3 separate regions of the Mus musculus genome follow, and regions 1 and 2 are each linked to region 3. A link is a loop called in an ENCODE intact Hi-C map of the cell type or tissue named here. Cell type or tissue: left cerebral cortex. All regions are shown on one strand. Links, peaks and the distances in the headings refer to the core of each region. The heading gives the core; the rest is flanking DNA. Region 1 overlaps Ano6 (anoctamin 6). Region 2 overlaps Ano6 (anoctamin 6). Region 3 holds the start of Ano6 (anoctamin 6).

The links. A loop is a pair of places that touch in the nucleus more often than their neighbours do. Peaks named below come from ENCODE experiments on the same cell type or tissue, not always from the same donor. Only the 100,000 strongest peaks of a DNase experiment are listed, where the experiment ranks them.
Region 1: it touches region 3 in a loop (3-fold over the local background); 10 of 42 quality-filtered maps call a loop at or near these places.
Region 2: it touches region 3 in a loop (3-fold over the local background); 9 of 42 quality-filtered maps call a loop at or near these places.

The regions. Positions count from the first base shown.
Region 1 is chr15:95,925,982-95,936,530 of GRCm38, reverse strand. It overlaps Ano6 (anoctamin 6), which reads right to left. Exons shown (of 20, transcript NM_175344.4): 9 at 8,902-9,007; 10 at 4,688-4,748. Among named protein-coding and RNA genes, the nearest start is that of Gm41389, 19 kb to the right of the region's middle. In left cerebral cortex, for the core only: no CTCF peak of the experiment used is centred there; DNase peaks (open chromatin) are centred at 4,058, 4,956 and 5,290; H3K4me3 peaks cover 525 bases; H3K27ac peaks cover 1,702 bases.
Region 2 is chr15:95,879,670-95,890,218 of GRCm38, reverse strand. The region is part of intron 2 of Ano6 (anoctamin 6); the gene reads right to left. Among named protein-coding and RNA genes, the nearest start is that of Gm41389, 27 kb to the left of the region's middle. In left cerebral cortex, for the core only: a CTCF peak has its summit at 8,668; DNase peaks (open chromatin) are centred at 2,716, 3,473, 4,634 and 8,671; H3K27ac peaks cover 1,425 bases.
Region 3 is chr15:95,785,428-95,795,976 of GRCm38, reverse strand. Ano6 (anoctamin 6) reads right to left here and starts at 5,134. Exons shown (of 20, transcript NM_175344.4): 1 at 4,921-5,134. The coding sequence starts at 4,993. It overlaps A130051J06Rik (a long non-coding RNA gene), which reads left to right. Exons shown (of 2, transcript XR_875618.2): 2 at 7,673-8,088. In left cerebral cortex, for the core only: CTCF peaks have their summits at 2,950, 5,307, 5,914, 8,166 (motif pointing right) and 2 weaker places; DNase peaks (open chromatin) are centred at 4,255, 5,092, 5,579, 8,186 and 1 more place; H3K4me3 peaks cover 2,085 bases; H3K27ac peaks cover 1,389 bases.

The sequences.
Region 1 (10,549 bases), core at 1,510-9,509, 140 kb before region 3:
CTTTTGCTCCATGTCTCTGCAATATAACAAGCTGGGCTCCACTGTACTTCAGTACCCAGGCACACCATATACCAGGAGGCTCTAGGCCAGGGGCTCTCAACCTGTAGGTTACAACCCCCTGGGGGTGGGAGGGGTGACACTTTCACAGGGGTTGCACATCAGATATCCACATTACAATTCCTAACAGTAGCAAAACTACAGTTATAAAGTAGCAATTCATTAATTTTATGGTTGGGGGCTACAACATCTGGAGGAACTATATTTATTACAGGGTTTCAGCATTAGAAAGGCTGAGAACCACCGCTCTGGTCAACTAGATGCAGTTAAAATTCTGCCAGTACCCACCAACATAATAAGAGATGAGGGGGTGATGCATGGATCTTATCTTAATTATGACAGCATTCTATCTAAGAAAGTATGTATTGGATAAAGATGCCCAAACACACACACACACACACACACACACACACAAAAACCAAATTGTTGAGCGTGGTATAGTGTTACATTCTGTAACATAAAAGGGCAAGACATAAACTCTGATAGGTGGATGCATTCAGACTCTGCCATGAGTCTTAAAACTCTTCAGATGCCGTTATGTACAATGTTCTATATGGTAAATCGGCTTTCTCGCCCCATTCCACCTTCCTAACCCAGACTCTCTTGCACTGGGGTACTAGAAATGACTTAAAATGCTCATTAGCCATGGTTGTATGTCCCTGAAACAGAGACAGAAGCGAGAGCATCCGGAACATCTCCGGCCCAGGGACCAGTTTCTTGATTCCCAAGTGTGGGTGCTGCGCTTTCTGAGTCCATGGATCTTTCCCAGAAATCACTACACCTTGTTTAAAACTCTCCCTTAAATGTGATCATTAAAAAATGGTATTGTATGACCACATGTCTAAGCCAGGGAAAGTCAGGGAAGGAGAAATGAGGTTGGGATGTGTTCAGAATCTTTGTTTTAACCACAGCTTGTGCTTAGGATCCCACGAATTCCCCCAAATCTCCCAGGTTGGTGCAGCCTAAATGCGGGCTATTTCTAGGTATGTATGTGATTAGTACTATATAAGATTATAAAAGCTTTTCCGCCCTCAACGTTTACCATTTCCATCTAGAGAACGGAGAATTAGTCCGTGCCAGATACGCTGTGCGGGAGGAGCTGCCACAGGATTGGCAGAGGCTAGCAATGACTTCAGAGCCTCCTGCCGCCTCGACTCTGCAATTTCAGACTTTTCTGTAATGAGGTTCACAGCAGTAGTCCTCAGAAGGCAGAAGTAATGAGGAAACTGCTGTAAAGCACTTAGAGAGTTCATCAGATGGATATCCTTAAAGATGTACATACGATACCACAAGCAAAAAGCAGAGACGCTTTCTGCATCCTAAAGTCAGACAGGATTGGCAGACAGCCTGATGCATGACAGTTCTACAACCAGGGTGCAGTTAACGATCAGAGAGAGGAAACTTAGGGAAATTTGGGCTTTGTCCTTCCTTCATCAAAATTAATATATATTTTTTCCTTTTACTTAAAATGTCTTCTGTTAGAGCTGTAGAGATCACAAGCTGTGGCTCACACAACATTAAGAGTACTGACCTACGTGCGTAGCTCCCTGGCTACTACTGGAGGAAGGTGATGTATTTACAACAGTGGAGGGCAACACAGAGGGTCCTAATACATGGATCTGACCCAAAGCGTCACTCATGGTAGGCACGGTAGGCAAGCATCCTCCTGCTGAGCTGCACCCCCTGCCTGCTCTATGCTTCTGTGCCATATCTCTCAGTGCATGGTTTCCAGTAAAACATGCCAAGTGTCTGAAGGACAGGGCCTCTTACTGGGTAAGTGTGGTCACCTTAGATTTCGGTGTCCCTGAACAGTATCCACAGGTCAGTCTTTTCTCTCTCCCTCTCTCCTTGCCACTCAGAGGTTGGTTTGCTATTTATTTATAGTTTTTTTTTTTTTGAGACAGGGTTTTTCTGTGTAGCCCTGGCTGTCTTGGAACTTGCTCTGTAGACCAGGCTGGCCTCGAACTCAGAGAACTCAGAGATTCACCTGCCTCTGCCTCCAGAGTGCTGGATTCAAAGGCGTGTGCCAGCCACCACCACCCTGTAGAAGTTAGGCCCAGTTCTTACTCCCAGTCCCGTGATCCCAGAAATAAAGACTCAGACTCAAAAATATATCTATAAATACCTTGGCCATATAGCTAGGCTCTAACTAGATCAAAACTAAAATACCCTAATTAATTTAACCTACATTCTGCCACATGGCTGGTTGGTTAACTGTGCTCAGGTACCCTGCACCTGTCTTGTCACATCTTCCCAGGCTGATCTTCTGCCTGTGCTATCCCAGAATTCTTTCTGCCTCCCAGGTGTCCCTCCCACCTTCTATTTCCTACCTAGGCTACAAGTGGTCAGATTTATTATTGACAGGTATAACATCCATCCAGATGTGTAAGATTCTCTCTATACCACCCAGCACATGGGTACAATGTATCTCTTAAGGGTACAATGTACCATTCGGTGGCCCTTCACAGGTAAAGCCACCACCTGCCCTGCAAGGAACCCCAATCCCCAACTCTGTGTGTGTGCACACACTAAAGACTTGCCTTTCAAGCTGAGAGGTGTGGCCTGGTTTCTTCCCCACACTTTCCTGTGACCTGACATTGCTGATCTCAATGCACAAGACACAAGTGGAAATCGAATGCATGTATCCTTGATGGTGGGACATTTTCCTCTACGTTAGAGTATTTACGCCAATCAAACACTCAGACATCTGCTTTTAAATGAAATGCTTTCCTCGCTATATTACTGATGCTACCCACGTTAAAAGGGACAAACAACATCCAGTTTCTAGGCAGAACTTACGCGTCAAGATCGCATCTTTTCTATTACAGAGAACTGGCTATTATTACCACAGTGAAATATACTTAAAAACTTTCCGATCCTATAAAACTATAAAAAGAAGCAAGCTCACGGGCATTCTCCTGTTCCTCACTGCTGCCCCTGCCCCAGGCTGAATTCTAACTGTGGGGACTGTTATAGTCTAAGAATAAGCATTCCTTATCTACCAACCTGGAATATGGAAACATGCTGAGCGCTGATTTACACTAACACTGGGATTTTGGATTATTGTAGATTTTGTATTTGGGGACTAACGAGGTTCCTGTGATTGTCTAGTCAAAGGAGAGGGGGAGGGGCAGGGGAAAGAGGAGCTCTGGTTCTTAGCATTTGAGACGACGGACACCGAAACAACAGTGATGGCCTCCAGTGACTCACACCCCTGGGTCCTTTCCTCCACTCCATCCCTCAGGCTCGGATGCCTGCCTTGCTGCTTCAGCTGCCAGGACATTAGCAAATACTATAATCATGGGCCCAATGTCGCTGTTGCACTTGTGGGTACCCAGGGTGCAGTTGTGGCATGACTTTTATAGGGTAGCCAGTTGCCTTCTGATTGGATTTGGGGTGTGCTGCACAGGACAGAAGTCAGGCCTGGTACTCTAAGCCGAGCTAAGAGCCCAGACCTGAGGCGATCATAATCCCTAAGGTGGGACCTACTGTTGGGACTTTGCTAAATGGCCATGCAGCCAAGCTGTCTGAGCATTTAATTTAAACCCATAGTTCTAGGATGCTCTCCATGTCGGTAAAGCTGCTTCCCTGTGCTCAGCCCTAAATGGGACATCTCTTACCAGACCCCTGCCAAGGCTCAGGTATCACTGCAGAGGAGGAGGGGGAGGACTGGGAGGAAGGGGAGGAGGAGAGAGGAGGGAGAGGAGAGGGGGATCGGGAGGGGAGGAATTTAATGGTTCGAGGACAGGGAAGAGTACCATGAAATATTATCTTCTGGATAAGGCATGGCTGCTATACACACAGACTCATAGTAGCCATGGTTACCTGCACCAGACCTGCCCACAATAAGCCAATCCAAATTACAACATAGACTAGGGGTGAGCTCACAAAAGTCATCTCTACTGGAGGAGCTGCTGGCATTCAGCAGCTGCCTGGGGAAGGAGACACATTCTCCTCTGGAGGGTTGGCCAGAGGTAGGGTTGCCTAGGCTCCAGAAGCTGGCCAAGAGCCCATGCACACCCCGGCAGCGCCAACTGGGCTTAGTGAGCTATTTCAGAATAGACAAGGAGAACATGAAGTTGAGAGGAAGACGCAGTGGGGAGGATCGGGGGCAACTTGAGACATGAAGCAGGGGGTGGATATGACCAGATTTAATTGTATGACATTCTCAAAGAATAAATGTCAATAATAACCTTAATGCCAAACCCATTGAGGTCTGTGGTCCTTTGCGTCCTTTTGTATCTCTGAAGACCCATACAGAATCCTAGGCTAGATAATTTGAGGGTGACACCATTTGGAACCCCACAGACCAGGCCAGGCTTCTTACTGCTATATCACCTCTTTACAGAGAAGCCAATGGCTCACCACAGAGATCAGGCCATGTGTGACTCAGGGAACTGAGAGAAGAAAAACAAAAAAACAAAAACAAAAAAGAATGAAACCGTGTGTGGTTGAAGCCATGGATCTCTGAGGTAAATTTTCATACAGTAAAATCGAATGACAACTACCAGCAAAGCTCTGGAGGAATGGAGGTTCAGCCAGAACATGGTCCTAAAAGTACATGAATTTAATAGCTTACACAAAATTGCACAGACACCATCAAACTGAGAGAAAACTGAAAGTAACTTACCCCACACTCCCATAAATACAGCGAAGATCAGGGTTCCAAAACTGTCAAAGATGCACAATTTCTGGAAAACAGAGCAGCAAGGCATAAATAAATCAATTCCTCACTTATCAGAAATTCAGCAAATACGTAACACTTCGTACACTCTGCAGCCTGCAGTGTTTGCTGAGCCCAATGCTGGTTTAACAATCACCACACGTATGACATACCCACAGATGGAATTTCTCGCATTTTAAAAGCAAACAGCTTTCGCCGTCTGAGCCTTGAGTACATTTTCCAGTGGAATCTTCCCACACGGCGATAAAGGACTAGGCACATCTGCTAAGATTGCAGGCCGTTAAAGCCTCTTTTATGAGCTGTCAGAGTGAGTGGGAGAACGTAGCGAACGGCTCTAAGGATCCAGTGCCCTCTAAGTAAGTTTATGGTTTGCCTCTTATCAGTGTCTCAGTCCCCTCAGAGGATAAATTCCAGAAATATTCCTTTCCTTATTAAAAAAAAAATACAAAGCTGAGTTTATGTAGTGATGGCTCTCCTCCAGGAGCCTTCTGCTTCCACCCACCCGAGGAAGGCTTTGCATCTGTAAGCGATGATGAGGATTTTCAGTGGGATCAAGGCAATGCAGGTGCTTCTGCTGATGGCACTGGTACAATTACCAGAAAGGATTACTGTCTCACTGAGGCGGAGCTACCACGGCTGCCAAACTCCACCTCTTTGGTGATGGATACATAGCCTAGCTGCCTGCCTTTATGACTGGCTGGGTAAAAAAATCTAATTGACTTCTGTCATAGTTAGGGTTTTACTGATGTGAACAGATGCCATGACCTAGGCAAGTCTTCTAAGGAAAACATTTAATTAGGACTGGCTTGCAGGTTCAGAGGTTCAGTCCATTATCATGACAGCATCCAGGCAGGCATGGTATAGGTGGAGCTGAGAGTTCTACATCTTTATCTGAAGGCTGCTAAGAGAAAAATAGCTTTCAGGCAGCTAGGATGAGGGACTTAAAACCCACACCTACAGTGACACACCTACTCCAGCAAGGCCACACTTTCAAACAATGCCACTTCCTGGGCCAAGTATATACAAACCATCACAGTTACCATCTTTTCATTTGTGAGCACTTAAAAACTTCCTTAAGGAAGGACTCACAAAGTTAATGGCTAAGTGGGAGCAGTGGGTTCTGTCTGCCTGTTTTACCAGAGGCCATGGGAAGAGTAAAGGGGATAAGGGGGCCATGAAGAGGATCCAGGGGAACTTCTACAACTGTGACATTCAAAGGTGTTTCTAAGTGGGAAGTGTACTCTGCCGAGATAGGTTTCTTTGTTTCAGTTGCCTTTTATATTCAAAGCTGTGTCATTTTCACGAACACAGTCATTGTTTATTTTCATTAGAAACTATCTAGTTATGATCAGAAACTATGTATCTAGTTACATTCTTATCCTCAGGGTTTCCATAGCAGGCACAAGTGCCTCCCTCATCCATGTGAACTTTACCCGAACAGCATGATTCTAAATGGTTTCAGGAGACAACCCCTCTTTAAAAAGAAAAATCTCCAGGTGAAGGAAGATATACTTGTTATGCCTGGATGTCCCACCAATGATGCTTTCTGTATCTTTTCTCTTTGCCTTTGGGGACCCATTGCTCTGAAATGTCCTTCAACCATTTACAGCAAATAGCTTCACACAAAGTGCCGTGAGAAATATCCCACATGTGAAATCTCCTTCCTCAAGACCCCATCCACTGTCACTCCCATTTTGGAATTGATACAAGTCAGGCCAACTGCCTAGTTCCCAGTGAGGGATGTGCCTGGTACCCCAGGGCAAGATTGGGCATAGATGAATCTGCCATGCTACTAAGTAGATATGTGGCCTCTCTCTGCTTTGTCCCGAGAGCCCTTTGGAAGCAGGAGTAGGGGAGATGGTAAGGTACAGGCTTGCTTAGAAGCCTAGCTTATCTTGATGGGCAGCTGAGCTGGCACAGTGGTCCAGAGGCTACATTAAGAGCAGCCCCAAGTCAGCATTTTATTGGAGTCACAAGTGAACAGCTCTTCAGAGGAGAGGCAGAAATCAGTAAGTGAATCAATGTAATAAGGATGGAAGAAATCAGAAACATCTTTCCTGCCCCGCCCCTCTCATCCTTGCCCCGCTCCTCTCATCCTTACCCCACCCCACTCACCCTTACCCCACCCCTTTCATCCTTTCTCTCCGATTCTTATCTATGTGTCCTTCGCTTTGTAAATGGCTCCCACAAGATTCAAGAAATCCTTTAGGAAACATGACAGAACCAAAGACCACCACACACACACCCCAACCCCCACCCCGAACAATGAAAGACACTTGAAAGTCCTCAGCTAAGGTACTGTAGGTAGAGCCGAAGGAATGAAGTGGCGAGGGGAGGGAAGTGTAATGGATGTCTTCAGAGCAGACCTTCCACTGTGGCTTCGTGGGTACACGGCTACTGCTTGGGTGCAGAGCCTTGGGGAAATGCGCTAACAACTGCCTGTGATTCATCTGTCCAAAGCCATCAGCCAGCGGCTTCCTTGAGTCTTACTAATCACTGCACAGTCTTCTAGTTCAGTCTGGGCACTGCCTTGGCTCAAGGGACAGGCAGTTAAATCCTCTTTAATCTTAGTTAAGTATAGAAATCAATTAGGCTGACAGTGTGCCACTGTCATCATAACTAGTAGTGGGGAAAGTTTTTCAAACACAAATCTGGATTTCAGGGTTGTGTGCCCAGTGCTACCAGTCTGTGAGAAATGTGGCATGGTGGGCAGTGCAGATCTGCTGTAGCTCCTGTCCTTGCCAGTTCCTAACTGTGTGAGCTTCACAGGCTGTTTAGTTTCTCATGGCCTCAGTGTTTCAACCTGTAAAATGGGAGAGTGATTCTGCCTACATCACAGGTGCTATGTGTCAAAGGTGATGTAATCAGTATAAGAACACTGAAGAGTACTCTCAAAATGGCTCAGCAGGAAAAATTGCTTTGCTGCACAAGTCTGTGATGTGGAACCTCTCCAAAAAGGAAAGAGAGAAACAACTCCACAAAATTTCTCCTCTCACTTTAACACTTGCTTGTGTACACACACACACATACACACACACACAATTAAAGTATAAAAGATGGAGAGATAGCTCAGAAGTTAAGAGCACTGGCTGCTCTTCCATAGGTCCTATGTTCAATTCCCAGTAACTACGTGGTGGCTCATGACCATCTCATCTGTCCTGGGAATCTAATGCCCTACACAGCGATAGTGTACTCACATAAATAAGTCTAAAATAAAGTTCAAAAAGAAATTAATACTCTAGCATTACTCTTAAATGACAGACTTTGATAGATTATGTCAGAATGCTCCAGGAACACACGATTCCTGGTCTCCCATGGCAAGACAAAATTCATATCAGAGACCAGTAGTCTATTGTGACAGGCTATTTCTTTACATCCAGAGATAAAGCGCCTATGATGTAGGTGGAATCATTCCCACTTTACAGGTTGAAACGTTGCGGTCCTAAGAGGTCAAGCTGTCTGTCAAAGCTCACAGCTTCTCAGCACACTTCCCTCCTGTCTCAAGGTTCGACCCAAGTTTCCTGGGTCTTAAGAGCTCACCCCACCAGCCAGTATTCGGGGTGTCAGCAGTGTTTTGTGAGGATGTTTTGTGCCAAGCATCTTTTATCATCAAAATACAAAACTTTCCTTTTATAGTAACAGATATAGTCTAAATATGAGCAGAAGAGCCTTTAAAAAATCCAAAGGTATAGAGTGTCTGCACGTGCTGAAAGCAGAAAACACAAGCTGTACAAACTGCAGGGTTTTTAAGTACAAATCTACAAGCACACATTTTAGGCTTCTACTCATTTGAATGAATGCAAACACTTGCAATGGTACACGTATGGCTGAGGCTACAGCTCCATGGAAGGGCAGCCCCCAGCCTCGAGAAAACAAAATCTCTACTCAAGCTGACTTTGGAACTTCCGTTTGGATTAACTGAGTTCCTTAGGTAGCTTCAGGCCCACCACATCCTTACTTCCCCTGAGCCTTCTGAGAAGTGGTCACTGTCACTTTATGATCTGTAAATGCAGAATAAACATGTGGACTGGACGCTACCTTCCAGCGTGGGGGAAACTTCATTTATGAAAGTCCTTTATACATTCCTCAGAGGGAGAATAATTCTATATGCTATGCTAAAGTGACTATTTTCTGCACACATCTGGAATGCTGAAAGTTACCTTAGAAGATTCACAGGTGATATTCAGCCTCCAGAACGGACACAGCCTGTCACACTGGGGGCACATCAGGATCTGGCCACCGATGTCAGGATCACAGACCTCTTTGCTAAAGAAAAAAAGAAATAAAACAACTCAGAAACGTTAAGAAAGAGGCTTTCATATTCTATCAACGTGATAAAATCCGAGTCCATCCATGACAAGCAACAAAACTGAAATGAAACCTATGAATCAGAAACTCTAAAAGCACACAGAACAGTCAATGATCTACATCCTTTCTTTTAAAATTGGGGTTTTTTTAAAACATATTTCAAATCTTTTAAGCCTTTATTTTTATTTATTTCTGTTGGTATTTTGCTAGCATGTATGTCTGCACACCATATGCACAGAAGCCAGGACACTGGATCCTCCTGGGGCTGGAGTGATAAGACGGTTGTGAGCCAGCACGTGAGGGCTAGGAATGGAATCCAGGTCCATAGGAAGAGCAGTCAGTGCTCTTAACCACTCAGGCATCTCTCCGGCGCTCATATTTTAATGTAATATCTTTTACTAATTCTTTGAGAATTCCATACAATGTCCAAGCGTTCTCTTAACTCAGGGCTATGAGAAATGGTCCTCCTAATGGCTTTGCTTGGATCTGTAAAGCACAGACAGCCCATCAATGTAAGGCTTTGAACACCAGCAGGAGGGAAACCACAGCCTGTCACAGGTCCCAGCTGTCTCCGCACACCACCCAGGACCCTACCGTTCTCCATAAAACCCCTCCAGTTGCTATTTGAATTTGATGTGGGAATCACATTACTACTTCTGCTTCCATGAGCAACTGAAGACCACACCGCTCCCCTGCACAGATCCTAGTTTGTTTGGTTTATTTCTTTTATTTTTTGTTTTTTCAAGACAGGGAGATCCTAGTATTTATCGTAGCATTAGGTCTCACCTTGAACCCAGAGATAATAAGAGCATTTTTAGTAAAGTTTGTGGACACGGAATTAATATATAAAGTATACACAGGGAAATAAAAAGAGATTTTCTCCTTATCCACTTGAAACAATTGGGAAATAACATTTTTAAAAATATTATTATTTTTTAGTAGTTTCACAAGTATAGTGTTTGGGAATGAATCTAATCAAAGATGTATTAAGATTTATATGAAAAAATACTATAAAACTTTGTCATATACAGTGAGGAAGATCTGCGCTATGATTTCAGAATTGTTTGGTGGCAGGGCGTGGGGAATATCAGGATTCTTGCTGGATCTTTTTCTATTGCTCTACAAATCTCACAGAAGACCCAAAGTCCATACCAGACCAATTAGACACAGCTGACACAGTCTAAACCACCAACAGCAGCATAAAATAAAACACGCAAAGGTTCCTACCTATATCCAAAGATCTGGCCCCCGATTTAGGCAATAGGAACAGACAGCTCAATTCATGATACATGATAGAACATGAATGCAAATAAGCCCCATTGTGTCACATAAAAGTCAATTCTATTTGAGAAACAAGAATGACAGCTACAGAATATGAAAAAGAAAACAGACAGGGCTGGAGAGCTGGGCTTCACAGTTAAGAGAACATACTGCTCTTGTAGAAGACCTGAGTTCGGATCCCAGCACCTACAGAGAGCAGCACACAACTGCCTGTAACTC
Region 2 (10,549 bases), core at 819-8,818, 95 kb before region 3:
GAAGCTGGGTGGGGGACTGTGGTAGTTTGAATAGAATAGTTCCTATAGGTTGATATATGTGAATGTTTGGTCCACAGTTGGTGGAACTGTTTGGGAAGGATTAGGAGGCAAGGCCTGCTGTCACAGAAATACTGATGTCAAGGACCTTGGGAGTGTTTACCAGTGAGGGAGTGTTCCACTCTGCCTGCCCTGAGTGACACAGAGCACCTGCACACATGCAGTCCTTCCCTCAGGCCCCTCTCACCCCTACACCCCATGTCCATCCAGGAGACAGACTCCACATAACCCTAGCCATTCCTGGATATTTCTCTTTCTCTCTGTTCCAGCCTCATGCCTGCCTGTTCCTATGCTCTCTGCCACAGCAATCATGTACTCTAACCTTCCATATCCACAACCATAGGTGCCAAATTAAATGTTTTTTTAATAAGTTGCTGTCTTGGTCATGTTGTCTCTTTGAAGCTAGAGAAAAGCAACTAAGATAGTTGCTTGGAGAAAGAAATGGGGAGGGGGTATTGGATATGATCACATTTTATTGTTTACATCTATGGCACTTTCAAGAATAAGGAAAATTATATATATGTGTGTGTATATATATGTATGTGTGTATGTGTGTATATATGTATGTGTATATATATGTATGTGTATATATGTGTGTATATATGTATGTATATATATGTATGTGTATATATGCATGTATATATGTATATGTATGTGTATATATATATACATACACACACACACACATATATATATATGTATATATATATGGTAGGTAGTGGTCAATGTTGAGACTCATTACTGTTCAAAGTGCTGAGAGTAAGGCTGTAACTGCTCAGCCATAGATAGGACATCTATGTAACCACCACCACCCCACACCCCTGCCCAAGGCTTAAGCAACATCACAGAAGGTAAGGAGTGTGGTATAAAAGGCAGAGGCTATTGTGAAGTGCTGTCCTCTGAACAGGACACAGCTATTGGACACATGAATTGAATAGCAACTGTGGCTACCTACATTAGGTCAGGTCAGTTAAATATTCATGATGCTAGGAGAGAGATAGGACATGGACTCGGGAGAAGACAGGGGTTGGGGGAATAAGAACAGAGATATGGGGGTGGGGGTAGGAGGGTGAGACAGAGAAAGAACCGACACTCTCAAGATATCTCGTGTCATGTATGGAATTTTCAAAGGGTAAAAGAAGAAAGTTGAGTTATTTTGCCCAGTGCCTTCAAAGGAGTGTGAATTTGAGAAGGTAAATCCTGTCCGTCCTCTTGGCTGTTGCTAAGGAAGCCCATGCAGAGCCTCTTCCCCGCCACTGGCTCAAGTGTAACTGCAGGTTACTGCAGGGCAGTGCCTGAGAGACAATGTCCCAAACGTGAATCTTTTCTAGTAACAACTTGGCGCGGAAATCTACCTCAGCAATCTGGTTGAAATGTGGCATTGAGGTTTCCCTTAAAGAGGATGCTACCATCACTCCAGAGGGAAATGGTAGGGCCATGTGGAGTCTGTCTCCTGGATGGACAGGGGTGTAGGGGTGACACAGGCCTGAGGGAAGGACTGCATGTGTGCAGGTACTCTGTGTCACTCAGGGCAGGCAGAGTGGAACTGGTAAACACTCCCAGGATCCTTGATGTCAGTATTTCTGCGGCTACAAAACAACCTGTCAACACTGGTCTAGACTCACATGCTTCAAACATCATCAAAATGGGTCTTTAAAAATCCTGCCTAGGAACCCCACCTCACTGCAGCAGAATCTATTATCGTCCAAAATGCTGACTGTAAATTATTTATTCACAATCAGGATGAGATGTGGCTCTCCTGGAATCTTTGCTCAAACTCATCCTTATGCATGAGGCCGTCTGACCCTTCCTTGCCTTGGACGACGAAACTGACTGCATCTGAAGAAATTTCCCGATATCCTGAAACACTGGAGTGCCCCAAGCTCATCTGGGTTAACTGCATTCACGTCACACAAAGCAGGCTGTAGGAAAGGTTTGTTTTCCCACAATAGCTGAGAAGCTGCACGGTGAAAAATATTAAAATTTTCATATAATTAAAGAGCAATATGAGGGTAGCAAGAACTGCTCTCTGTGGTTTATATGACTAGAAAAATAAAGTAGTTAATTCTGAGACCATGTGGGGGGAGGAAGGGGCATAATTTAGTTCATAACAGAACTAAATTAAAAATAGAGTACCATCCATTCTGCAGAAACTCTGAAATACCTCTCTCTCTCTCTCTCTCTCTCTCTCTCTCTCTCTCTCTCACACACACACACACACACACACACACACACCAAGTTCAGCTCAAGCAAAAGCCTTTATTCAGATCTCAAAACACTGAACTTAACTTCATTTGCATACTACCAATGGCATAGGTCCATTTCCTAACAACTAGAAAGATACAAGATATAAATAAGTGAAGTGTTTTCCTCTGTACAATATAGTAAGCATGCTACAAAGCAGGACAAATTTCACTCCCTTTATTTTGATCAAAATGCAAATGACCACAGTCAATGTCATAAGCCAAATACGGAGCCAAAAAAGTCCCAGGGTTGCAGCTACAGGAGAGGAGGCTGAGGGTTGAGGGGAAAGACAAATATTTGAAGAAAGCAGGGGAGGGAAGAGAAGGACGTAACAGATTAGTCACAGGGGAAGCAGAAGTCTGTGGGCACACAGAGCCGGCATACAGGAGCTTCTCTTTGACCAGACTAGGCATTCCACATTGCTGACTTCAGAGAAACAAGCAAAGGCACCCACTCTCCGAGGATAGGCCCCGGAGTGAGGGCTGTTTTTAGAGTGTACCCCAGGATGTTCCAAGAACATGTGGTGTTGACTCTGTGATAATCAACATGCACTCAGGAAAAACCCAGGGATTTCTGCAGAAATCAGTCTCCCCTTGGCTCTCTGTTCCCAAGGCCATGACCAGCACTTGACACGCTGGGCCTCTCCACGTATTAAGACCCCAGAGTTCCCACCCTCGCCTCCCAAACTACAAAGACTCTTTTTCTCCTAATGGAAAAAAAAAATTATGTTCCTTACAAAATACAAAATAACTTCAAGCAACATGGTAGAGTATAAAGGAGAAATAAAAGTCATATGTAACCCCAGCTCTCAGAAATGAGCTGAGATTTGAAATATTTTTACAGAGTAGTCTTCCAAGCCCACTCCCATCCACATGAACTAAAATGGCACCACACGCACGCACTGTTGTACAAACATCGATCAGAGACATCTCCTAGCTTTATATAAAGCTCTGAATCATCATGTTTAATAGCTGCAATATAATTTAGCTAAACAGTTCCTCCACTGATGAACACAGAAGTTGCTTCCAATTTTCTGCTTCTATAAACACTGCTGCAGTGTGCTTTCTTGTACATATGTATATGTGCACATGTTCAATTACTATTTCATTAGGCTAAATTCTGGAAGCAGATTTCTAAGCGCTACGGCCTGTTCAAATGCCTCTGATACACGAGTCGCTAAGCCATCATGCAAATCACACACCCACCAGCACAGTGTAAGAATGTGAGTGTGCCGGGCGCCACCCTCCCTAGATTACAGCCTTCCACTTTCCCACTACCGCAGCCAAACCGTGTATTTTGGGTTTTTCCTTTTTTTCTTTTGCTCCTCGTAACTACAGGACACTAGCATGATTCCAGGCCCCGCCCAAAGGAATTACTACACTTTTAAGTAGTATCTATTGCCACCTTTGACCTAACTGGACTCTTTAATAGATTCTCTTGAGCTTTGGTGGTGAAATCTGAGACCACACAGGGAAAGGGGCAAGAGGGCACCAGAACAGCACAGAACAAACTCACAGAACCTTTATATGATTCAGTCTGAAAACCCCATGGCCACAAGAGGACTGCTAAGTCAGGGAGAGCACCTGTATGTCTTCAAAGGTGGTGTCCCCGTGGTGGGGATAGGAGGGAAGGGCCAGCAGAGGGGCCTGTGCACTCTTGAAGGAGGCCCCCAGCAAGCTATCTGCAGAAGTAGTGTTCCGTAACCACTGGGGACACTGGTGTCTACCTGACACAGAGTAATCTTGGCTAAGACACTGTTAGAGAGGCAGCAGCCTGTGGTTATGGGGAAGACAGGGAACTGTGTAGGGAGAGACCTTGGAAAGTGCTCATGTGTCCCAAGTGCATCCTGGAATGAAAAGGGAGACAAACTCCAGGCACCGTCAGCCTGCCCTGGGTTCCGCGGCGCTGACCCCGTTATTTTCATCTGGACATTAAACTCATTTCAGAAGGTCACCAGGGCCCCGGCTGACTTTTCATCACAGATTACAGGCTACCCTCACAACCACCAAACATTGGTTACGCGCTCCAACCCATACATTTCTCTATATTTAGAACTTTCTACTTATTTGGCTGATGGAGGTTTTGGTTTCAAGTTAAATTTGATGTCAAGTTCTTAAAAATGCTATCTTTTAGCTGTAAATTATTTCCACATTTTCCCCCAAGTGGCAGAACTTGCTATTTTCAGCTATTTCTTACAAGGCACAGATGTGGTCGCCTGTAAATAGCGGACTGTATCATTACAATGTCTTCTTACATGCCACGGCCTCCTGATCTGGCGTGTGCGTTTGCCAGCATCACTGTTACCATTTCCCTCCAGCTCACGACAAGGGCTCAGTTCTTTTGTCTAGTGGCATTCTTGCACAATTTTAGATATCCTTAAATTTTCTGAACTAGACTGGAAGGCATAATGAAGACAGACCTTTGAAATAAAATCTCCTTAAAAGGAATCCATTAGGCCTGGAGATGACTCAGTGTTACTAGCCCCGCCCTGGGTCCCACCCAAAGCACCACACATAGAGAATTAACTAGCTATGGAAATAAATGGAGTCTTATGGGAGACTCCAGTCAGGTGCCATCCTGCTGGGCGGGGAGCTACCCTCACAGCCTTCTCGTAAGCCCTGGGGGCTTCAGTGTGACCAATTTCATCAGCACAACTTCGTTCTTTTTAATTTCCTGTTTTCCTATGGGCTTTCCACCTTTGGGGTGTTGGGTGGGGGGAATCTCAGTTTAGTCTTCAAAACAAGAAATAAAACAGCAAAGAAACATCAAACGATGAGAAGGAAAAGTGAAAGTGCCCGAGGAAGCTCTTGTATAATTTCCTTTTCTAGAATAAACCAGTATCTGTTTATTTTCAGCTGTCAGTGGCAGTGTGAGCAAAAGAGCTGTGTGTGTGTGTGTGTGTGTGTGTGTGAGAGAGAGAGAGAGAGAGAGAGAGACAGAGAGAGAGAGACAGAGAGACAGAGAGAGAGTGTGTGTCTACAAGGAGTTTCCAACATACTGCCCTCTAGATACGAGGCAGCATCCAGCTGAAGATGACTGGTACAATCCAAGCTGTGAGAGAGAAGGACTGTCCTCCTGGAGGCTGGCCTCCTGAGGTCTCAGACGCCCAGGTCAGTATGTCTGGGTTCATTGTCCATCCGCTGGCATAAAACCTTGACTCCATCTGAAATCTTAGTCTACACCATATTCAGAAGGATGCTGTGGGGTTTCCACCACAAACAAGATGGTTGTCCCTACATTACACTTTTGAACATTTAAGAAAAAGCTCCCCACCTTATATTCCAGAATCAGCTGGAACCCAAACAATGCTCACCAGTTCCTGGTGTCTTGGTGCATTTTCATGGTGCCCTACCTGTAAGCTAAGTCGTAGGATTCTTGGTCTTCAGTACAATAATTTCAATGTTACTTTGTAACTCTATATTTTTCCCCACCCACCTGTGTTTTCCTTCTTAGTTAGTGATATCTCAACTACTTTTAACATATCTAATTTGTTATATCTTAAACCCCATAGGTCCCATTCATCAAACTCATACCTGCAAACTGCCCCCCTGTACTGGCCAGTTTTGTGTCAACTTGACACAGCTGGAGTTATCACAGAGAAGGGAGCTTCAGTTGAGGAAATGCCTCCATGAGATCCAACTGTAAGGCATTTTCTCAATTAGTGATCAAGGAGGAAAGGCCCCTTGTGGGTGGGACCATCTCTGGGCTGGTAGTCTTGGGTTTTATAAGAGAGCAGGCTGCGCAAGCCGGTAAAGAACATCCCTCCATGGCCTCTGCATCAGCTCCTGCTTTCTGACCTGCTTGAGTTCCAGTCCTGCATCCTTTGGTGATGAACAGCAGTATGGAAGTGTAAGCCGAATAAACCCTTTCCTCCCCAACTTGCTTCTTGGTCATGATGTCTGTGCAGGAATAGAAACCCTGACTAAGACACCCCCTTTGCTCCATTGTTCAAGTCAGTGCTCCCAAGTCAATAGTCTCTGTTTTGTTTCTAAATAAAGAGGCGCTGGCCAACAGGTTCCTCAGCTCAGGATGAACGCTGCAGTTTGCTGAGTCAGTTATCTAGACTTCCAGCTTCCTGATACAGCTATCCAGAGACTGACTGTGCTCTTCCTGATACAGCTATCCAGACCGACTGTGAGCTAAGCAGAGCACGGCTGTGGGTATGGTGGAACACAGCAAGTCTTCAGATCTTCCCTCCTGTGCAATTCTTCTTCCACAGACTCCCTCAAGGTTGCAGTCTTTCACACCCCTGGTGACGTGAGATTGGCAGTCACCTAAGGTCACACCCCTGGTGACATGAGATTGGCAGTCACCTAAGGGTTTTCTTGACGTGGTAAGATATCTATGGTGCTCTTCATCTGCTCAGGGTACTCAGCAGGGGTGCTCTCCCTCAGTTTTTCTAAGCCCCACGCTCCTCTCAAGCCATTGACCTTTACTGTGGAAACTGATATTTTTAATTTCATTGAAATCAACAGGAAGGAAAACCTAGAGTCTCAGGAAACAGAGGGCCATGTAGGTCAGCATACATTGGGCGATTTTTTTTAATTGGATATTTCTTTATTTATATTTCAAATGTTATCCCCTTTCCTGGTTTCATCCCCAGGAATCCCCATCCCATCCCCCTCCCTGCTTCTATGAGGGTGTTCTCCCACCCGCTACCACCCACTCCCACCTCCCCACCCTCACATTCCCCTACACTGGGTCATGGAGCCTTCACAGGACCAAGGGCCTCTTCTCCCATTGATACTCAGCAAGGCCATCCTCTGCTACATACGCAGCTGGAGCCATGGATCCCTCCATGTGTACTCTTTGGTTGAAAGTTTAGTCCCTGGGAGCTCTGGGGGGTGGGGGGGGGTCTAGTTGGTTGATATTGTTGTTCTTCCTATGGGGTTGCAAACCCCTTCAGCTCCTTCAGTCCTTCCCCTAACTCTTCCATTGGAGCACCCCCCCACCCCTGTGCTCAGTCCAATGGTTGGCTGCAAGCATCCATCTCTGTATTTGTCAGACTCATAGAGATACTGCTTTCCCCCTTCGACTCAGGCCGTCTTAGAAGTGCTGCTGGTTGTGCAGGGATGGGATCCACAACACCCAGTCCCAACGACTCATTTATGACAATGGCAGGAAAGCATTTAAAATGCATCACAGGGAAGAATAAAAATGAGAGTTCATAAAACCTCACTCAGTTGTTAGAAATGGTCTATGAATTAAATGCTCCAAAGGAACAAGCTCACAATAGAGCCAGGGAGACAGCCAGAGTTCAACGCACTTGCTGCTCTTGCAAATGACAGGTCAGTTGGCAGCATCCACATCAGGCAGCTCACAAACATCTGTAAATGCTGTTCCAGGGGACCCAATGCCTTCCGGCTTCTCTGGGCACCTGATTTCACATGCACATACACCCACACAGAAAGATACACATGCATACGTATGTGTGTATATATTTAAATATATATGTTTATGTGTGTATATGTTGACAAGAGCTGAGGAGTGTCTGATATCTCACACTAATGTACCAAGGCTCAGTTTTATAGGAATTCAATAAATTCAACCTGGCTTCTACTTCAAAGTCAGCTAGAAACAGTCAATGATAAGGTATTACAGTACCCACTAAAGGCAGCTGATTGGCTAGATGGCTAGGAGTTGTGTATATATGTGTGTGTATGTATATGTATGTGTGCATTCATGTGTGTGTGTGTGTGTATATATATATATATATATATATAATACATGCATATATACACATATATGTATGCATATGCATATATATACATATGTATGAATATACATATATACACACATGCATGCATAAACATATATACATATGTGCACATAAACAGACACATGAATATGTATGTTTATATACACACATATATATGCATATTCATATATACATATACACACACATTCTTAAAAGTGGCTAAGCTTTTATGCCTGAATATTTCTCACAGTATATGGCATTTTTGGTATCTTAAAACAAGATATTGCATACTGTTACTTAGGAAGCCAAAAGGAGAAAAAAGAATGAGGACTTTGGGGTCCAGGAGATCTAGGCTCAAATCCCAACTCTATTGCAGACAATCAGTCACATGCCTTGGTGTATGCATGTTATCCTTTCAGGATTAGCGCCATGGCGAAAAGACCGTGTTCTCTGCTGAGACAATCAGCCTAAAGTCTGGGGTACAGACAAAGGTCAGTAAGGGAGACCCATCGGTGCTCTCTACTTAAATGTGTCCTTTCCTGAACCTTGTCATCCCTGGGTGTTCATACCTACCACCCCTCTCCCCTCTCTCCATCTGTCTCTCTGTCTGTCTCTGTCTCTCTCTTTCTCTCTCTCTGTCTCTCTCTCTCTCATGCCTTTCCTAGCTATGAGCTGCCTTTAGTGGGCACTGTAACACTCTATCATTCACTGCTTCTAGCTGACTTTGAAGTAGAATCCAGGTTAAATTTGATGAATTTCTATGAAACTGAGCCTTGGTGTTTTAGTATGTGGTATCAGACACGTTAGTTGTCTTCAGTTTGAGGAAAATAGAACTAAAGTGGAAGAAGGTCCCGTTCCATAAATAAATAAAGTACTAAAGTGGAAGGTCCTGTTCCCCAAATAAAGAAAGTATGCTAAGGCTATAAAGGTTACCACTAAACTGTACTCTGCCCTTCCATTCGGTATATTTCAAAAACACTTTAAAAAAAAAAGATTTATTCTTTATTATGTAAATGCACGTGCACCTGAGTGTAGGTTTCTACATGTACGTTCAGGGTTCTAGGAGGCCGGCCGGAAGTGGTCACCGGCTTTCCTGAGGCTGGAGTTAGAGGGAGTGCGAGCCACTTGACATGGGCTCTGGAAAGGAGCCCAAGAGCTCTGCAAAAGCAGTATGAACCCTGAACTGCTGTGCTGCCCGGCAGGAGCAACCCGCTAAAAGAAGGCATGTCATTGTCACGGAGAGTGAGTGCAGGAACAATAATGAACAGTCAATAAAGATAAAAGGTTGGGCCAGAGAAGGCGGGTGGAAGAAAATGTGCTAGCCACTGGGACAACTTCAACTGTTGGACCCTAGTAATGAACACTGGCTGGAAGCCTCTGGCAGGAGCATGAAGAGGAAATGCGTTATCAGAAGGAAGCATTCTCAGTCATCTGGGAGGACAAAGTCATTATGGGGACCTTTTACAGAAACGCCCAGATTGTGTCTGTTTCTCTAACAATGCCCTTAGGAGGGACTGGGGAGATAAAATACAGTGCAGATAACCTCTGACCTTTCTGGCTCCAGTTTCATCTCAAGTTTCCTTCTAAAGCTGTCTCCCCAACCCTCAGGACCCTTGGGGTATCACCCACCCTGTGCTGGGCTCTCAGTGGCTGAATCACAAGTCACACTACATACTCACTGCTCTCCAGTTCACCCCATACTAACACTTCTAAACAAACATGCTCAAGTCCCACACGAGACAAAACCCTTCAGCTGCTCCCAGTGATTTCACGGAAAGCCTGGGCGTCCCTGCTGGGTACGTAACACGGCTCTTGATCTGACTATAACCTACAGATTATAAACACGTTATTCCCTATTCTAACTATCCAGTCTGACCTTACTTTTTCTAACCAGGGTTTTGACTGCCATCTTCTTGCTCTTGTAATCTCCCCCCATCCTTCTCTAACCACCTATGCAAATTCTAGTTCGGCTTTGTTTTCTAAGTCAGTACATACGTGCTGTACACACCTCTGAAGACTCCTGACCCTTTGGGGGAGGGTCTCTGAAAGGCCAAGAACATTTCCATAACTTAGAAGATGGTGTTTATCTTTCTAGTGTTAACATCTGCAGGTCAGTGATTAAGAGTGATGGAGGTGGGCTGAAGAGATGGCTCGGTAGTTAGGAGTGCTGGTTACTCTTCCTAGAGGACCTGGGTTTGAGTCCCGGCACCCACATAGCGGCTTACAACCTCTGCATCTGTGGTTGCAGAGGATCCCATACCCTCCTCTTCCACCACACACGCTTGTAGTATAGACATACATGCAGGCAAAATACCCATATCTATAAAATAAAAAGGGTTTAAAACAAAATCATACTGGCTAGTTTTGTGTCAACTTATCACAGAGAAAGGAGCTTCAATTGAAGAAATGCCTCCATGAGATCCAACTGTAAGGCATTTTCTCAATTAGTGATCAAGGGGGAAAGGCCCCTTGTGGGTGGGACCATCTCTGGGCTGGTAGTCTTGGGTTCTATAAGAGAGCAGGCTGAGCAAGCCAGGGGAAGCAAGCCAG
Region 3 (10,549 bases), core at 1,352-9,351:
GAAGCACACTGCCTCGGATGAAGGGACTTAGAGGCGTCTCCTCTTTGTTCTAAAACTAGCCTCTTTTCCCACGGACCCAGGCCTGAATGTCCTGTCTAAACTGGATCAGGCAGCTTAAATCATATGACATGAAAACCTAAATCAGCCCTATAACAAATGCTTTCCTAAAACACCTACTATGTGATAAAGCATCAGGACGAGGAACAGGAAGCATCTCACAGTGAGACCACAGCTTTTGGTCAAGAGGTATTGGTGATGCGAGACAAAGCGTTCGCTACAGGAAAACTTCTACTAAAAGACACTCATTTCAGTCTAGTGCACTACAAACACTACCAGCGGAGTTCAATCCCACCCTCTACCATGGGCACATAGCAGGCAATTCCTAATAATACAGAATTATCTCCCGCAAACCTCAGGATTAAAACCATATCTCTAGTGGAGATGTCTCTGGGAGTGTTTGATCCAAATTTCTTGGCTTCTAAAGGGGAAAGGGGAACCAGCCGTACATGCCATGGTGGCAGCCCCGCCCCCACATGCTCTTTCAGAATAATTCTCTGAGGGCTCATTTGTCACATGCAGAACAGTGAGGTTGCCAAAGAGTTGAGAAAGGCTAGGGGACATTTTGGAAAGTTGCTGTTTGACTCAGAAGTTAGAATGTGGACAGCGAGACATGACAGTGTGTGGAACTGAGCAAGGCCAGGCCGAAAGAGAAAAGACTTTGATCACAGTTTGTTTGGTTTTTTAAATCCTCATTCTTTTGTTAAAAAAAAAAATGCATGCATGTACACACATACACACATGAATGTAAAATATAATGCATAAGCTGGGAGTAGCAGTACTGGGTTCATTTGGAGGTTAACCCATTGTGTCTTTAGGAATCATAGCCCCATCATCTGCCTTCCCAGGCCTCCTGGATGGCTCTGCCGCCCACACTGCTCTACAGTTAGCCTGGCAAGGTTCCAAGCTTTCTCCTCTGTACTACTTCCGTACCAGGACTTCTCTTGACACACCCTTGATTACAGCCTAGTAAATGATTATGGCAATAAGGTGTGCAATGAAGCAGAAGAACTAGGAGTATGTATTCTTCAGATAACACAGAAGAGATTTCTACAAAGCTATAAAACCGTTAAGTCTTATGTCCAATTATCTCAGGAGTGAGTCATTCAGGTGTGGTGGCTCAGGCCTGTAATCGTATGTTCAGGAGGCAGATCGGGAGTCCAGAGCCAGCCTCAGCTACTTAAAGAGTCCAAAGAGACAGCCTGCCTAGGAGAGACTGTGTCTCCAAAATGATAAAATAAAAATAAGTAAATAACACACACATACAGTAGCATAATAAATAATAGCACACACAGAGAGATATGTCGTGATAGAGAGATAATAAGAGTAAAGATCATGAAACACAAGAGCAGAACAAATAAATGAAGGCTAAGTATATAGAGGTTAGAAACAAGGGGTGTGAGAATGCACTGGGGTCTTTTAGAGAAGCAGTTATCAGCACTACCTACAGGAGTTTCCAACAGGCTTGGGAGGAGGATGACTCACAGGGAAAGAGAGGAATTGAGGCTGGAAGCAATGGCCCAAGCCAAAGCAGCCAAGAAAAGTATGACTTCACAGACCCCACCCCACCCCACCCATCCTTCCTACCACTCAGCTCAAGAGGCGGACTTACACTATACTCGACAGCTAGAATGGGATGCTTGGAGATGCTCCTCCTCCTGTAAGCTCCGGGACACAACCCTTACACCTTGGATCACTGCAGCCACTTCTAAACCCAACTCCTGGGAGGGTTTACAGTAAGTACCATCTCCCTCCTCCTTACTTCTAAGACATCTTTCTAGGGCTCCCAAGTTACAGACAGCTCAAGATCTTTAAAATGTCTGGAGGATTCTTCACAGGAGAGTCCCTCCATGTCCTTCCAGCCTGGCATCTCTGCTCCGCGTAGGCTTTCCACAGCCTAACCACCACCTCTTCTGGAAAGTTCCCTTTCCTGCCGTCCTCCCATAGTTCCGCATACACTTCAATAAAGCCACCCTCTACAAGGGACTTTTCATGTTTCAAGGGACCCCCCGCCCTGGGACAGGGCTGTGTGCCTTGCCCCATCTACCCCACAGCCATCTGCCCTTAGCCCAGAAGGGTTACTCCACCACTGTTCATGAGGTCCAACAGACCAGGACTAGAGTGGGGGATGATTAAACATGAAATGGACCTCGGGAATAGTTTACATGGGTAGATAAGTCTTCCTGAGACTGCCACACCGAAAGAGGACAGAGAAATGGCTGGGCCATCATCTAACATGGCCTCGGTCCATTTCCCAGGCGACAGACAATCCGTCTGAGAAACCACAAAGTCAACGACCAGAAACGGACGGCAAACCGAGAGCTTTCAAACGCATCCATCTGAAGCCTGAGTCCTTCCTGAGAGCAGCCAGGTCTAGGACTACTTTCCCTTAGCAGAGTTTGAGCCACAGGTAATCCAAGAAAATAAAAGCCTTTTTAAACCTATCATACAAACTATAGTTTTGTATAGTATTATACAAACTATAGAGGAGTGAGAGGCACTGAAGAAATATATTAACCAAGAGCATCTACATTCTGCCATGAAAGCTATTGCTATTCCTTTTTTAAGATGGGGGAGGGGGGTGTAAGAGAGCCAAAGCAGAAATGAAGGTCAGAGAATATGTGGAAGTATAATAATCTCTCCTTCATCATGTGGGTCATGGGGACTGAATTCACGTCCTCCATGGGGATTGAATTCACGTCCTGGAGCTTGGTAGCGGGTGCCTTTACCCCCTGAGTCATCTCACCTGTCCTATATCACGTTTTAAATCAAGAGGAAGTGATGCTGAATCAACTGACAAACTGGAGGTGGAAAGTGTGGAGACAAAAGCTGCCAAGGACAGACCACTCTGCATTTCCGAGACTTGCAGTTACAGCCATCTCCACCAGGGCACTTCTGCAACCGCTGCCCACACAGGACTTCTGTGGCTCCTTGGTAAAATTGAGCAAGTTTTTAAGAAAAGAAAAAAAACAAAAAAACAAAAAACAAAAAACTGTGCCCCATGGGTTCACTCATCACTGCACCTTTTGGGTTACTTCCGATGGTCACGACTTAACAAGGAAGACAACCATGGGAAAGATACCATTTTCAATTCTCCATGTGGGTTCATGCCAGGCAAGGAGGCTACTCCTGCACCTAAAGCGGTACCTAAATATTGAACAACGGCCAGAGTTAGTTCTCTAAGTACCGAGCAACAACCTGAAGTAACTGTTTATAAAGCCGGGCAACCCGGCCTCCCAGAAGACTCGGCTTCACACACGCGGGTGGAACACCTCCGTGATACATCTTCTACTTTAAAATGGTTTACTTTCGTTGTTTGAGGTTTGCCTTAGATGACGTTGGGGCCTCGTGTCAAAGTAACTTTCCTGCTCTGAATTTTAAAGCTAAGCAAAATTTAACAGAAATTAACATGGGCGCTGATTATGCTTTAAACAACTATACAACGCTCCCTCTAGTGAGGAGTCCCGAAGAGAGAGACTAACCAAGAGCTTTAACACTACAAGATTGGAGGCAGAGGTTTCAATTGCAGTCCTCCATTTCACCAGCGCCTCCTCTCCCACTGTTGGATTTAGAATTAGTTCATAATAGTCTATCAACCTACTTCAGTAAACCTTCAAGAAGGCTTATAATTCTGTAGTAACATAAACGTTCATAGGTTTGGTAAAACGTCTGGGACAAAAACATAACTATGATCCACATGAAATTCATAATTCAATAAAGGACAACCAAAAATTGCCAGGACCTGCTTAAACGTTGCCTGTCCAAACAGGCTGTCTGCTATCTAAAGTATGAATCTAAATACTGGAGGCTACAGTAAGAAGAGGCAGAGGTAGTTAACTACATCGGCTGTTTTACTTCGTGGAACAAGCATGAATTACATGGGTCAGTAAAAGCAAAGCCAGCCTACTGGCAGGGTCTGAAGACAACCTATGATGCCTATCATGTAACAGAGGCTAGACCAAATTAGATTTTCTTTCTAAATTGAAATCTGAGGGCAGCAAGGGCTTACACTCAGAGCCTCTTGCTTATGTCAATTTCTATTCCGGCTGGATCTCACTTGAGTGCCTCACTATGACAGACAAGAATATTTCCCTAAGAAACTAACTGTGCTAATACGAGTGTAACTTTTTAACGCTGCTCCCGTGGGTGGTATTTTATGTAAACGGTCACTTAACTGTTCAGTCTCATGAGACAAGAGCATCCTACATCCTTTACCCAATCAGCCGCCAGGTGCAGAGCCTTAACTTGCTCAACTCTGGGAAATCAGAAACTTCTACTTGACAGTGTGAGGCTCCAGGAAGGCTAACCTGGGCACACTTTTCTCCTCTCCTTAAAAAGGAATACTATTTGCTCTCTCCACAAAGAGGAGTGCCTGATAAACCGCTGTCACAATGAAAGGCCAAGGCTAAATCGCGGCGTGGAATTCCCAAGTTCGTCTAGACCTGGGAGTTACCAAATTCCTTTGATTGGTCTGTGAGCAAAACCTGAAAGGAAGGAAAAGCCACACCCAACTCCTAAATTTACTTTGTAAAGTGTTTGGAGGCCTTGAGAGGGAACATTTTGACATCCAGGAGGCCTGATGGAAACGTGCCACGGTCCTCCGCCCGGCGTCGCCCCGCGTCCCTGCCCCGCGCCCGCGGCTCCAGCCCTTTTGTTTGTGTCTCTGCGGGCTGGTGCAGCGGCGCAGCCTGTGGCCTCGGAGAATCCGGCTCAGGTGTGTCGTGAACCCGGGAGCAGGGGCCCCCAAAACACCGCCCGGAGCGGACGCAGGAAAAAGACCCGAAGTTGCTTGGGAGGTTCGGCTTCCGCGCAGAGGCGTCCGCCCCGGATCCCCCTTGCCCTGGCCCCGGTTCCGGCACTCACCAATGTCTCCATCCTCATCGTCGTCCTCCTCCAGCTCCATGTTCAGCAGGACCTTCCTAGTCATCATCTGCATGTCTCCCGGAGACCGTCACTCGGCTGCTCTCGGCTCCGCTCGGCTCCGCTCGGCTCGGGCCGCAAGCTCCGCTCTGCCCTCTCGGCACTGCCCCGCTGCGCTCCGCCCGCGCTCTGCTTCAGCAGGCGCTGCTCAGCCTGCGACTGAGCATGCCCAGAGGGACGCCGCCGCTCCCGCCCCAGATCAAACCGCCCCGGCTGCGAGGAGCCTGGGAGGAAGTCGGGCTGGGGGGGTTGGGGGAAGGGGAGTGGCAGAAGCCGGGCGAGCCGCGCCGCGCCTGCGGGGAGCGCTGCAGCCGCAGAGGCAGGCCGGCTTCTATGAGCTCACGAGGGTCTTTAATCTGCAGAATGACGAGACGTTGCAAGGTGCCCGCTTAGTGTGGGGGAGGAAAACGACACACGTGCGCACGGAGAGCCCCTGTGCCCCCGCCCGAAGGAGCACATGCGGGGAGTGGTCGCGGGGTGCCCTCCAAGCCCCGGAACTAGGCCGAACAAAACACGCCATAGCTACGTGTAAACTCTTTAATAAGACAATATGGGAAACTGTAGTACCAGGAAGGACAAAGAAACGAAAGGGGGAAATGACGGTAGAGAGTGAAGGAATGCCGCCCTGACAACCCAAGGACTGGGGCGCAGATGCGGCGGGAGTACCAAGTCCTTGGGTCTGCACAGCTGCTCTCAAGGACGCTGGTGAATGGTGGCTTCCCTGCAGTGCCCGGGTTGTCGCTCACTCCCTGGAGAAGCACTTGCCTCCTGAGCCCGTTCCTAGTCAATGTTCAATGACAAGACACTACTACATCCACTGTGTGTTTTATTCTTTTATATTCTTACCCTTTTCCTCTTTCGCCTCTCAGATGCTAGGAGTCCAGCCCAGCACCCCTGGCGTGCTAAGGGAGTACTCTCCACTTATCTATAGTCCCAACCTCATAGTTAATGTTCTCACTTGAAGGGAAAAAACATTGCGATCAATAATAACGCAGGAATTTAATCACGAATATGCACTAAAGGACAGTACAAATTAGAGAAAACGTCCAGGAGACGCTCTCCTTGCTCCTTAAGCTCCGGTTTTTACCAAAGAAGACTACTTGTAACATGAAAAGTAAGTGCAGAACTCTGGAGATCTTGAGAAGATGAGGAGACTATGAGAGGGAGAGAGAGGAAGAGAGGCCGGGACCAGTAATGCTAGCAATGACCCCTATGGCCTGAAATGCCATCTGCGACCTGTAATACCAGTTATGACCTATAATGCCAGCCCTCCAGAGGCCGAAGCAGGGGGACTCTGAAGCAAAACTCGGCTTCAGGACAGACTGGGAACTGAGAAGGGAAGGGAAGGCTTTAGTGAACTCTCGGTTCCAGAGGTGTGTGGGTTGCAGGAGGAAGTTTCCATCTTCATTTAGCCATGGCGATTTTCGTGCGCTGAGTCCGCTGAGTCCGGTACTAAAAGTTTTTACAGTGGTCGCTTCATCTCTGCCTAGGAGTTACTGCCACTGTTTCACCTGACCGCCCGATAGGTGAGCATCTTGTCTGCAACCACAGATAGCCAGTGTTGGGGTGGCCCTTTTACTATATGCACCTCAGAAAGTGCCTCCAGAGGCCTTTCCACCCACTTCTTCCAACCCACCCGGTCTCATCACTGACCTGCTAGGTTCTCTCAGCAGATGTAGAAGTTCTGGATCTTCCGACCTAAAGCTACTTTATAGCTCGAAAATTCTTGGGCTTGATTCTGACCTAAGTCTCAGTGAGTCACTTGGAAATTGTAAGAGATTTTATAGATGCCTTTTGCTTCTTGCTTGATAAGTGTTACAGAGCCATTGTGGTCTTTTGTGTAGACATGACTGTTGCCACAAGGAAATTGAATTACTTAGGCCAGCTGTGCATCTATTGTTAGTACACCCCATTTGGTACATTAATGCATTTCCTACAGTTTTTTTTCTCATGCATTATTTTTTTTCAATCGATCAATATATGCTGCAAAAATAATCTAAGTTATAGTCCTATATAGGAGCCATACTCTTAATCCTAAGGGGGGGGGGAATGTCTGTGTAATGCATAGTTTGTGAGATAAAATGCTTGCGGCATTATGTGGCCAGTATTTGTGTTTGCAAGGCTTTTCAAAGTCAGGGTCACAAACCAAATACTTTCCTACTCATTTGTTTTCAGCCAGGATGCTCTCTCTGCCCAGCCTTCGGATGCTGGTACTCCACTGGCTTCAGTGTTCAGCCCTCTTCTCCTTCTATATAGAACTGGTGCTGTTCTACAATTTTAACTACTATCTATCCCAACCAAGAAAGAAAAGTTCTATGGGCATCCAAACAGTGTACTCACACAGGCCCCTATATTCCAAAGCTCCTGAAAAATTTAAAACCCTACAATTGCCATTTTATATTTATTTCTTTATTTCTTCCTTCCTTCCTTTTTTTGGGGTGGGGAGGTGTTGAGACAGGGTTTCTCTGTATAGCCCTAGCTGTCCTGGAACTTGCTCTGTAGACCAGGCTGGTCTCGAACCCAAAGGTCTGTCTGCCTCTGCCTCCCAAACTCTGAAATTAAAGGTGTGCACCACCACCACCCAAAAGGCAACCTTGACTTTGTAAATAACATTGTCTGTGAAATTTAATTTTGTCAGTGAGGTCAGATGGGACAATGCCTCTATTCATATGCAATACCTCATTGTCATTTCCAGGTCTCTGTAAAATGGGCTAGCAAGCAGCTGCTGTATTCTTCAATCTCTGCAATCCTCCTGAGCATACTTGAGACCACCCTAGAAGTCTGGGCACTGGCAAAGGGTCAGGATCATGACCAGGTGAGGCATGGTGGCAGCTGTCCCTTACCTGGATTGCCAGAACCTCAATCACCCAGACTGAAAAGCAAAGAATGTCTCTCTCACACAGAGATTGTCATCTCAGCCATGTGGACTGCAGTGAAAAGCCAGAGAGACGTACCTGGCTCGCCTTCTGCCTTTGCAAAAGCAGTTAGTCAGACCACCAACAGATTAGTTGGAGACTCCACAGCTACAGAACCTTATATGCTCTTTGAACAAAGAACTCTAACCATTACAATATTTTAGCTTTGGGGAATGAAATATGGAGTGTAAAAAAATTAATTAATTAAAAATATTTTAGCTTTAGTTTTAATTATTTGTATATGTCTGTGTGCCATTTGTATACTTGAGTGCAGTACCTGTGGAGGCCACAAGAGGGCGTTAGGCCCCTTGGACCTGGAGTTGTGAGCAGCCTGATGTGACGCTCTTAACCAGTGAGCTGTCTCTTCTGTGCCCTTACTTTTTTTTTTTTTTAATCTTGTAGCTCTTGTGTGATTTTTTTCTAGAGAGGCATTAGCAAACATCTGCTTGAGCCAGAAGAACAACCAAGTAACAGCTCCACTCGAGTCCAGTATGGTGAGCCAGTGAGTGTATTGGTGTTGGAGGAACGCTAGTGGCTTAAAGGCAGATGCATCATTGAAAAATCCAAACCAGCACAGGCATCCCTAGAGCTCTGCTTCCTTGGCACTCTGGGAATGACCTGTATGCAGTTCAGCAAGTTAGAATTTACTTCAAGCAGCTCAGACCTGGGAAATCTATCTTCCACCACTGTTACTGTTTATATAACGTTGGAGGCGGGGCTTCAGAGTCCTGTAAGTTTTAGGTACTTCCTGACAATGAGGAGGCTTCCTTCCTGACTTTCAAGGAACCTCTCTCCAGGAAGGGATGTTTGGGTGCTTCCATGCAGAGGGACTTGTTACAGGACCACCACTGACCCCTGAAAATTGTGTATGTGGAGACTACCGCACCTTTCATTTGCAGTCTAAATCTCTGTCCATATTCCCAGATTTGAGGACACACTGGCCCGTCTCTTGGGCCTTTCTTATGCCATTGAAACTTAGCAGGCCCAATCTCAGTTTACAATCTCTACCCTCAAACTGCATGAACCAAGGAGTGACCCCAGATCCTCAAAGAAACCAATAATCTTGAGAGTGGAAAGCAGACAGTTTAAGCTCCGTAAGTAAGAGTTATTTTGGTTCCCTTCCCCTGTCTGCTTTAGCCAGCCCATGGCTAAATACTGCTGCGCTTACTTCCTGGCTTCCACACACCCAAACCACCTTATCTATTGCGGTATTTTAGGGAAGACCTGGAGAAACTGAAGATTAATGTATGCAACTAGTATCTGAAGGGCATGTTCTAGGCAGAAGGCAAAGTAAATGCAAATCTTCCCAGGAGGCGTAGCACAGGGGGGTGTGGCCTAATGGGATGGTGAGAACCTGCCAATTAGAGCAGTGGTAAGTGCCTATTAGCTCAGTTTCTGCTGAGCACCTTCTTTGAAAGGACCTGGCACTAACTGTTACTGATAACATAGAAGGAGACCACTTACCAGGAAGGATAAAAAGCAAGACTTTTGATAGCTCCTTAAGCGGGGCTATAATGGAAGAAAATTTCCAGGAGAGTCCATGTACGGCATGAAGCAGTTCAACTTGTCTCATTGCACAAATCACTGGAAAGAGAACTCAGGGCATTAAGAGGTCCATTAGAGCTGCATGTCCCGATGTTCTCAATGCTCCAGGGGGCTGCCAGGCCAGCCAGGGCTACGCAGTGAAATCCTCTAATTTATTTTTAAAAAGCCTGTGTGTGTGTGTGTGTGTGTGTGTGTGTGTGTCCCCAAATGGTACTGATCACCGTGCAGTGCCTTATTCTTCACTGTGGTCATCATGACTAACTGTAAATCTATAGATCTTATTCTTGTAACTGAAACAACACCACTTCTTTTTCTGCCTTTGTGAGACTGCCCTGTTGTCTTAGGGTTTTACTACTGTGAACAGACACCATGATCAAGGCAATTCGTATAAGTACAACATTTAACTGGGGCTTACAGGACCAGAGGTTCAGTGCATTATCATCAAGGAGGGAACACGGCAGCATCCGGATAGACTTGGTGCAGGAGGAGCTGAGAGTTCTATGTCTTCATCTGAAGGCTGCTAGAATACTGGCTTCCAAGCAGCTAGGTTGAGGTCTTAAACCCAAGTCCACAGTAACACATTTACTCCAACAAGGCCACACCCACTTCAACAAGGCCACACCCACTCCAACAAGGCCACATCTTCTAATAGTGTCACTCCCTGGGCCCAACATATACAAACAATCACATCTTTGTAAATTCTATCGTGGCCATGTTCCTGAAGTTCCAACACTTAGGATGCGGTGGCCCAGGAGTTCCATCAGCCTAGGATACAGCCAGATCTGTTTTCAGCCAATCAGCAGTTCTTCCGAGAATCAAAATCATGCCATCTTTGTCTTTCCACGACTCTTTGTTTTACAGGGTATAATATCCTCAGGTTTATTCATATCACATCACATAATGCTTCCATCTTATGCTACATCTTCAGGTCCTATTTTTTTTGCTTAGACATTTCGTTTTGTTTTTGTTTTTGTTTTTTAAGGTAGGAGTCTCACTAGATAACGCAGGTTGGGCTCGAACTTGCTACGAAGTACAGCCTGGCCTCTAATTCTCCTTCTCCCACCTCAGGACATCTGGGATTACCCGCATGTGATACCACACGTGGCTTTTGA